2 separate regions of the Mus musculus genome follow, and region 2 is linked to region 1. Evidence: chromatin loops called from intact Hi-C (ENCODE). Cell type or tissue: heart. All regions are shown on one strand.

Region 1 (5,000 bases):
CCACAAGCAAATAGCAGGCACCTTATTGAAGATATTATATACATACCCTGCGGGCCAGCAGCAGGCCAGTGCAATAGGCTGCAGCATAATTTGTCAGGCCAACTTTCACACCATATTTTGGAAGTTCATGTGCATATGCTGCACAGACGATCATATCCCCTTCTATACGGGCATATGCAATCTGCAGTGAGAAAAGTCAGGTTATTAACTTGTTGCTATCAATGCTTTGGTACCTGTCCCACCTAAGTGCCTCTTAACAAGCTGTGATGAGAAGAGACAACTCATTGAAGACTAATCTGTATGGGCATCAACTACATGGTGGTTTAGGGGGAAAAGTATGGTTAAAATACATATGGCATGTTAGAACTCAATTATAATAGCTCTTTCTAAATACTGAAGGCATTATTTATGGTGGGTGAGTTGGTGAAATCATAGGTGCCTTTAGAAGTCAACAAACTGGGCAGGAGATGATCTCAGACTAGATCCTGAGCTCATGGCTATATTGCAAGATTCTTTCAAGGCTGGCCTGGTCTACAAAGAATTACAGGTCAGCCAGGGTCATACAGTAGGACCCCATCTCAAAAAAGGGCACCTTTAATCCTAGCCCTGGGGAGGTAGAGGCAGGCAGAGCTTTAAATTCAAGGCCAGCCTGGTCTACAGGCAACAGCCAAGGTTAACTAAATAAAGATCCACCACCACCAAAGTCAGGTCTCACTTACTTAAAAGTATCTTTTGAGCTAAATTTAACCAAGTCTTAGACACTTCATCCTTAATTATCAGAACACCAGACAACCCCACCTTCAGTTAACAAAGTCACAAAAGGCAAGTGCACCTATCTCCTGACCAGCAAATTTTTATTGTAAAAGCCCTGAATACAGGGACTGCCATTTTTAAAGGGCTTTCAAAGTGGAAGACATTTTTGTGTATTTTAAAACCTATTTCAAACAGTAAATAGAAATAGCTTGTCATGCTGGGATGACAGATGAGCAACCCTGCCTGGCAACAAGAGTCCTACCACCCTATTACCAGCCTTTTTAAATCAGTAAAATGGCACACAAGCCCATAAAGTAAGCACCAGGAGTTAATGCGTGACAGATGAAGGTAATTGGAAGACTATTCATATCAACAGATTTCCCAGTCCTCCTCTCAAATTCCATAATGGAAATTAAGCAAAGCCAGGATTTCCAAACCTTCCCCCCACCCCCACCCCCCCCACCCGCCACTGAAATCTACTAACACAAGAAAATAGTCTCTCCCAAAAGTTAGAGTTGATGCGTCTGACCACACTACTCAAGTCTAGGACATAACTCACCTGGCAGATGATATCTCTGTTAGTTACACGAACTATCATCCTATATTTGGGTGTGTTGTACTTATTCTTGTCCTGGATCACCAATCGTTTTCGAGCATAGTAGTCAGTTTTACCCTCTGCAAGGGGAAAAAAAAATTTAACCAGGGAAGGTTCCACCTTGAAACAGTCTTCAGAAACTAAAACAGAAAAAGTTCATACCTCGCCGCCTTCGAAATCTCACTTGGTATCTTTTAAAGTAGGCCTTATTCTTGACAACTTTCACAAACCCCTTTAAAGGAAAAAAAAAATTATCAGGGCTTTGCTAATTGTTTCGTCCCATGACTTTTTTCTTTTGATACAGGCCAACTATGTAGCCCAACATGACCTAGCATTTGGTAGTTTCTGAGCGCCGAATTAATAGGCAAGAACCACCTGGGTTTTGGTCTGTATTTTTTTATTTAACTATGTAACAAAATCATGCCCAAGTTTCAAAAGCAAATTATTACAAGTGTCAACTTCTATAGCATGTTTCTAAGCTGACCGGAAACAAGAATCGCTGTTGTGCAGTGCTCAACCTTTAATAAGGTTAGTTCCTCATGCTGTGGTGACCCTTCCCCAAACCATAAATCTCGTTGCTGCTTCGTTAATTTAATCTTGTAGTTATTCATCGTTAATACAAATATCTGACAGATGGGTTAAGAACCAGATGGAGAACTGCTGTTGCACTGGTTCTCTTCGCCAAACACACCTAACTAAGCCTCAGAAAACACGTAAAGATGGCTGGGCGGAATAGGGCACCGACCCAAGTCGCTCCATCCACAACTGCAGGCTCCTTACTACAACTTGCAGGTACAAAGACATTTTCGTACTGCCTTTAAACAATCTTTCAATTCCTGTACCACTGATCGATCCCTACGCCAAACCGCCGGGATGTATCACCTACACCGGAGCCAATCTGTGCCGACAACTGCACACCTCACCGAGAAAGTTCAACCACTCGGCGCTCACTTCCTCCCTGCCTAAACCGGGCTCAAATGGCAGAGTACGATCTACAATTACTCCTCGCAAATGAAGAGCTGCACCCCACCTCTCAAGTCCGATCTCAGCAAATCTCTGAAAACAGGGCCAGACTCTGGCCAGGAAGAGCCAGGGGCCGCCACATCCCTTCCGGGACGCAGCAGCGCCACGGCCTCCACTGACAGACACTCCCGGCTTCAGGGCTCTGTGCGAGGCCGAGGGATTCGGGCTTCCGTGGCACGGCCTCCTGACGACCCCGGAGACAACTGCGGCTGGCAGCCGGACTCGGAAGCCTCGTCCCGAGCACCCTCCGCCGCGGCCCCTCCCCCGGCTGGCACCCGGCAGCCATTAGGCCACGCTGGAACGGCGGGCGCAGAGCCGGGAATCGAATGCCATCTGCCCCCCGGGTCGCACGAGCCGACCCCGAGCGGGCATCCGCGAGAGGAGGGGGCACCCCGGTGCACGCACGGGCCTGAGACCCAGATGCCCACTCACCATCCTGCGGAATAGAGACCCGCAACCGCGGCTCCACGCAGACCTGCAGAGTCGGCCGCGCTAAGGGGGAAAAAGACCGGAGTCACGTACGCATGCGCAGTATGTAGCACCACCAGCACGCAAGCGACGTGAGAAAGAGTGGCTGTAGGCCTCAAGATGCGCGGGCTATCGCCCCCTGCCGGTAGGAGGATGAATGTCATCTTCCTCCTCTCAACGAGCATGGAGGATGGGCGATGAGAAAGGGAAATAGAGGCTTTTTGCGAGGACTTTTTTTTTTTTTTTTTTGGGGGGGGGGTGGTTTTTCGAGATAGGGTTTCTCTGTGTGACCCTGGCTGTCCTGGAACTCACTCTGTAGACCAGGCTGGTCTCGAACTCAGAAATCAGCCTGCCTCTGCCTCCCAAGTGCTGGGATTAAAGGCGTGTGCCACCACTACCGGGCAGGAGGACATTTTTAAAAACACGCTCGGCATGCACGCACACACACCACACTTATATAATTATTTTTCTAAGCAGGAGGGGGTAAAAATTAAGTTAAATACATGAATTTGCCTATGCTGAAATCTTGCCTTCTCCATGACTTGACTCACTTCTGGAATATATATTTCGGAATTCCCAGCACACAGGGCCGCCGGGAAGCTCAGCCTCAGAGCCTCAAGTTTGAGTTAGAAGAGACTCTTCTGCCTTTGCATAGCATCTTGACATCTGCTTCAAGCATACTTTTCATTCTCCAGCACTTCTCAGAGTGCTGACCTCCAGTCAATTCTTAGTTACCTGTTACATGGTGAAAACAAAACAAAACCCACTGCACTCTCCTGTTGCCTTTATGCTTCCATTGTCCCCAGAATTCCTGACATTATGAGCGCCGCCTCCTCCATCACTCTTAGTCCCCTTCCTCAAGAAGTTTCTTTTTAGGACTGGGTGTGCAGCTAAGAATTGCAGCCTCAGTACTTAGAAGGGAGAGGAAAAAGAATCAGAAAGTGCAAGGCTAGCCTAGGCTACCTAGTGAATTGGAAGCCAGCCTGGGCTGCCTGAAGGAAAAGAAATGCATACAAACAATTATTTAAACACGTGAAAGAACAGTTATAAGGCTGAGAGCTTTAGAAAGTCTAAAAAAAGTCTGAGAGCCGGGCAGTGGTGGTGCACGACCTGGGAGGCAGAGGCAGGCAGATTTGAGTTTGATGCCAGCCTGGTCTACAAAGTGAGTTCCAGGTCAGCCAGGGCTACACAGAGAAATCCTGTCTCGGAAAACCAAAGTCAATGAGAATGCAATTTGAAAATTGCTTCCCTAGCCGGGCGTGGTGGCGCACGCCTTTAATCCCAGCGCTCGGGAGGCAGAGGCAGGTGGATTTCTGAGTTTAAGGCTAGCCTGGTCTACAGAGTGAGTTCCAGGACAGCCAGGGCTACACAGAGAAACTCTGTCTCAAAAAACAAAACGAAACAAAAAAAAAAAAAAAAAAAAAGAAAAGAAAAGAAAGAAAGAAAAGAAAAAACAAAACAAAGTTGCTTCCCCAAATTCTGTGTACCCAATTATTTTTAGCAATAGCATTTTATGACACTGGTGCTCAGATTTTGGAGGGGCAGTGGGACTCCTTAAAAATATTTGTATTTTTATGGATAGCTCAGCAGGTAAAAGTGATTGCTATACAAACCTGATGTACTGACGTCAGACCCCCGGAACCCTTATGGAAAGCCAGGAATGGAGTATGTACCTGTAATCCCAGCATTCCTGTGGTGAGATTCCAGGTTGAAGCCGAATCCCCTAGAAGTGTGTGGGTCAGCAGCAGCAATCAATAGAAAATGTCCTACAGCTGGATCTCATGTAGGCATTTTTCTCAGTGGAGGCCACCTCCTCTCTAATGATTCAGATCTTGGAGTTTCCCAGCTCCCACAAGGCAGCTCACAACTTTCTGAAACCCCAAAATCTAACACTCACACAGACACACATCTAGGCAGAACACCAAATAAAATAACACATTAAATAAACAGACAAACAAATGATAAAATGCTCATAATAAAATAATAAATAAAACACACATCAAATAAAAATAAATACTTTTTAAAAAAAAGTGTGCTCAGTTATTGTACTAGCTGGTTTTCTGTTTCAACTTGACACAAGTTAGAGTCATCAGAGAGGAGTTGAGAAAATGCCCCCATGAGGTCCAGCTGTAGGGCATTTTCTTGGTTGGTTGTTGATGGA
Region 2 (5,000 bases), 570 kb before region 1:
TGTCCTCTCCAAATCTTCTAAGAATCGCCTATTTTTTTGTTTTTGTTTTTGTTTGTTTGTTTGTTTGTTTTTTGAGACAAGGTTTCTCCGTGTAGCTCTGGCTGTCCTGGAACTCACTCTGTAGACCAGGCTGACCTCAAACTCAGAAATCTGCCTGCCTCTGCCTCCCGAGTGCTGGGATTAAAGGCATAGCATCGCCTACTTTTGTTGCTCGTTACACTGCACATCATCACATCTGTGGTTACAAGAGCAGACAAGCATGTGGACATGGCAAACCATAACAGCAGTGGGATAGAAACTACTATACAGGCTGGCAGGCAGGCAGGCTGGCAAAGAGGTTGTCACTAGTCTTCATCTACAGGAGAGTGGGAGCAGTGTGCTACATTACCAAAGACAGACATGCCATGTGCACACTTATGAATAGGGGATGGGAGTACAGGGGATTCATATTTCTACAAACAAGTAGAATAGAGTCCCTACTATGACAGGCCTGGGCCCAGAACACGTCTTCCCACTCAGCACATAGCCTAGCTTGTAGAGTCCACCCAACAACCTCCACAGAGCTGGGGTTCTTATGCCCTAACTTTAGTTAAGACCTAGTTGCCACAGAATCTCAATTTATCTCAGCTTTGTGATATGCAGAAATTTGGATGATAATTAAAGCTGAAAAACATGGCCCATAAGAACTACATATAAAGAACTACACATAAAGAACTACATACGCCTGCTGCCAAGCCTGGATGGCATGAACTTGATCTTTAGGACCTACATTGCAGGAGAAAAACAATTCTGATTTATTTATTTATTTATTTATTTATTTAATGTATGTGAGTACACTGTCACTCTCTTGGGACACACCAGAAGAGGGCATCTGATCCCATTACAGATGGTTGTGAGCCACCATGTGGTTGCTGAAAATTGAACTCAGGACCTCTAGAAGAGCAGTCAGTACTCTTAACCACCTCTCCAGCCCAAGAAAAACCAATTCTCAAAAGCTGTCTTCCAACCCCCACACATGTGCTTTAGCATGCCCACACAAATGCAAACACTAAAAAATAAGTTAAAAAAAATTTAAGTATATTAAGATGGAAAAACTGGCTAGAGATACCTCAGGTGGTAAAAGTACCCCATAGAGCCAGGCATGGTGGTACAAATCTTTAATCGCAGGACTTGGGAGGTGTAGGCAGGAAGACCATAGGCTCAAGGTCATCCTTAGCTATAAGAGCCTAAGACCACCCTGGGTTACAAAAGACCCTACCTGAAAAAACAAAAGGAAGGGAGAGAGCAGGGAAGGAAGGTGTCCTCATTAATCAGTAACACAAGCCACTCTCCTAGGGATAAGATCTAGGTGGAGACAGCATCAGATCTATGTCTTAGGCACCACTGATCTGATCAGATTCCAAACTAGTCTCCTAAACAGTCCAGGCCTAATACATATTAATGAAGATAGTAACTTTATCAATATAAATAGTTTCTAACAATTAAAAAAACATAAAAAACGAGTCTTTTCCAAATAAGGCAGTTACAAACGTTCAGAGGCTGCCAACTGTCTTCCCATCTCATTTCAAAGGGGACCTCTTTCTGCTCTGTGACTGCCTACAACTTGCTGTTCAGTGTGCTCTGTGTTAACAGACCTCTTTTCTTCTGTGCTGACCCTTCTGTGGTAGCCGATTGTTACCACTGGTATAGCTCCTACATCCAAGTAACGTCTACTGTCTTCTTGCCTGCCTTCCTTGCCACTCCAGTTTCTTGCAGAACTTCCCAATATCTGTGGAAGTCTTGCAGAGGTTCCTCCCATATTTAACAGATGGAATATTCATTATCCTTCACTCAATAGGGTGTAGCTAGCCCTTGGCAGGTAGACAGTTTCCTACACAAATTAGAACCTTCCCAGCTTTGTGCTGAGATTGAACGCTGTACCCTCTGAGACACCCACAGTTATATGCCACTCAATTTGTGCTGAAACTATGACTTCCTATGATCTGGTACTCACCTGGATAGAAGTGCTTATACTATCAGTCTTTATCCACAACCATAGGCCTTGGGGGTAAGCATAATCTCCAATGTGTCACCAAACACTGATGCTGAGGACAGAGCCTATCCAGATCTATGACCTCATTAACATGCCTTGTCTTTGGCTGACTGTGTTAAGGCATTTCACCTTACAAAACCAGCCAGCAGGGGAATAAGTCACTAGCAACTCACCACAAGTATTATGACCATGGGTTACTGATATATGTCCCTAAGCAGAAATACTCCAACCTGAAATGTTTTACTCCAAAGTCTACCACCCTGAGGATGTCAGAAGGACAGAAAACTCAACACCAGAATTCCTGAGTGTATAGGAACAGACATCAATCTAATGCTAGACCTCTTTGAGTGTCAGGACAAGGCATAGCAACACAGCTCCAGACTTCCCTGGGTTATATCAGGATGGGAACTAACCTAGCACTAGACCCTAGGGATCTATTCAGAAAAACACTATAAGAACCTTCCTTATGACAACTGTAAGATCCTGGAAGTAACTATTTGTGGGATATGCCAGGCCCCACCACCCTGCAGGGGCTGTGGGGTGGAAGCCAGGTCTGCTTTAAGCTGGGTGTTTCTCCTCATTTCCTGCAAGAGGTGGCCCTACCATCTGAAGTTACTCTTTGATACTTCAATGACAAAAGCGGTATGAAAGATAAAGATACTATCAATAGAAAACTGTGTCCTGCAAGTGGGCATGGGGGCCCTGTTCTAAACTGCAGGCTGCTGTCACAAAGCACCCACAACAAACAAAAGGCTTATAGGCAACCCAAGTTTACTCCTCAGGACTGACATCTGTGTCACAGCAGACTGGCTTGTTCAGACCTAACCCCCGTGCCAAGTCCTCTGGGGCAGAGAGAATGGAAGAGCTCTCAAGACTTTTGATAAGGCGCTTATTCTGTCTTTGAGGACAGAGCCTCCTCCATAGAAAGTTCACTTGTCATGCAGTCATCTTTGAGTAGGATTTCAACCTCAAATTCTGGGGGGAGGAATGAAAACATTGGGACCATAGCAGATGCCCACTCATAACAATTCTTGCTTTTGTGCTCCATTAGGATTTTCTGTTTGAGTTTGTTGTTGTTTACTTTGGTAAGCACTTAAGATAAAAAAGCAAAAGGTGGCTGGTAAAATGGCTCAGGGTGTAAAGGTACTTGCCACCAAGCCTGATGACATAAGTTCAATTCCTGGAACCCACGTAAAGAAGATAACAGAAAACAAGACTCCACAAAGTTATCTTCTAACGCCCAGATGTGTTCAGGGTTTCTGTATTCAGAAACACACACATAATTATAAATTTTTTAAAAAGTAAAAGCCCTTCACTCAGGAGGCAGAGGCAGGCGGATTTCTGAGTTCAAGGCCAGCCTGGTCTATAAAGTGAGTTCCAGGACAGCCAGAGCTACACAGAGAAACCCTGTCTCAAAGAAAAAAAAAAAAAAAAAGTAAAAGCCCTTAAGTAAGGACACTTTGAAAGTCAATGAACTTTCAGAAAAAGTGCAATTAATCTCCGTTCTTGAGGTCCAACTAACCACTGTAGAATTTATCTTTAATACAACACACTCCCAACAGCTGATGGAGACAGCACCTCCAGCAAGTACTGCTCCTATCAGCAAGTGGGAGTTTGCTCGATTCAGTGGGTAGTCTACAACAACAAAAGTGGCTTGTGCTTATTACTACCCCTTCCCTATCCTTTTGGCTACGAGAGAAGGTATGTGGCAGAGAAAAGAATGTTTTCTTATTTTTTAAAGGGTTCATCTATCTTTGTGATTGACTAATTAGTTTGTTTTTTTGAAGCAGGGTCACACTATGTTACCCAGGCTGGTCTCTAATTTCTGAGCTCTAATGATCTTGTTTCAGCCTCTCGAGCAATAGCAAGGATTATGGGCCTATATTACTATGTCTAGCTAAATTTTATGATAATCAACTCACAGAACTAATGAATAGTTCCAGTTTTTGAAGCATAATGTACTTGCAGCATCCTTCCATTATGAGCAGTGAGATTGTGAGGGTAACAACAGACAACAGGAAACTGACCTTCAACCTCAATGTATTTCCTAAGTAAAAAAAAATTACATCTTCAACTTTAAATCCAATTTTGAACATCAAACAAACAAGGCAGCAAACCATAAAAGGTAATTAAAGAATAACACAGACCCAAACAAATCTTGTTTTAAAACACAAATGATTCTAGTGAGTGTGACCTTGCAAACCTGAGGTGGAACCTCCCAAAGTCCAGCAATGACAGGGAAGTGGCCATCAGGGACAAGAGTATCCAGAACGACCTTGGATAAGTACTCTGATTAGTATTCCACCCCTACCCCAGACCTGGGCTGGGAGAAAGGGCTCCTGTCTGCAGGTCTCTGAGCATAGTATTCCCACAAGGAACAGAAATCCCAACTTTTTCAGAACCTCACATCTTACTATTTTGAAAGTCACTTATAACCTAGTGCATGAGACCTAATGTATCAGAAAAGACACTTTCTCCATATTATTTAAGATGGTTAAGAAAATCTAGAGGGTTGGCTTATAATTTCTTTCAGAATAACTTGCCAAGGCTCTGAGAATACTGGAAAACCCTCACTCAGAGGTTAGATGCTATGCTCCTATATCCACCCCACTTTATCCACAGGGGTCTGCTTGCCAGAGCATTCCAAATAGTAAGTTAACTACCAGGAACCTTTTCTTTTATAGCAGATGCCTCTTAAATGGTATACATGCATGCATTACAATCATCTGAACTTTTATAGTAACATCAAAGGAACCTTATATACCTTATTTAGAGGCCTTATTCTAACACACCATTCTACATACAACAATTTTCTGAGATAGAATCTAACTCTATAGGCCAAATCGGTCTGGAATTCACTACTGTAGTGCAGGTTTGCTTCAAACTCAAACTCACTGAAACTGTCTCAGCTCCCAAGAGCTGGGATTACAGTTGTGAGAGATCATGTTTGCATCTACACATAACTCTT

What was found. Peaks named below come from ENCODE experiments on the same cell type or tissue, not always from the same donor. Only the 100,000 strongest peaks of a DNase experiment are listed, where the experiment ranks them.
Region 2: it touches region 1 in a loop (3.0-fold over the local background); 2 of 42 quality-filtered maps call a loop at or near these places.

The regions. Positions count from the first base shown.
Region 1 is chr5:107,898,450-107,903,449 of GRCm38, reverse strand. It overlaps Rpl5 (ribosomal protein L5), which reads right to left and starts at 2,922. Exons shown (of 8, transcript NM_016980.2): 1 at 2,804-2,922; 2 at 1,511-1,580; 3 at 1,313-1,428; 4 at 47-181. The coding sequence starts at 2,806. In heart, a CTCF peak has its summit at 2,966 (motif pointing left); a DNase peak (open chromatin) is centred at 2,909; H3K4me3 peaks cover 2,781 bases; H3K27ac peaks cover 1,500 bases.
Region 2 is chr5:108,463,931-108,468,930 of GRCm38, reverse strand. All of the region lies in intron 1 of Pcgf3 (polycomb group ring finger 3), which reads right to left. Among named protein-coding and RNA genes, the nearest start is that of Pcgf3, 5.2 kb to the right of the region's middle. In heart, a CTCF peak has its summit at 2,200; no DNase peak of the experiment used is centred here; H3K4me3 peaks cover 369 bases; H3K27ac peaks cover 644 bases.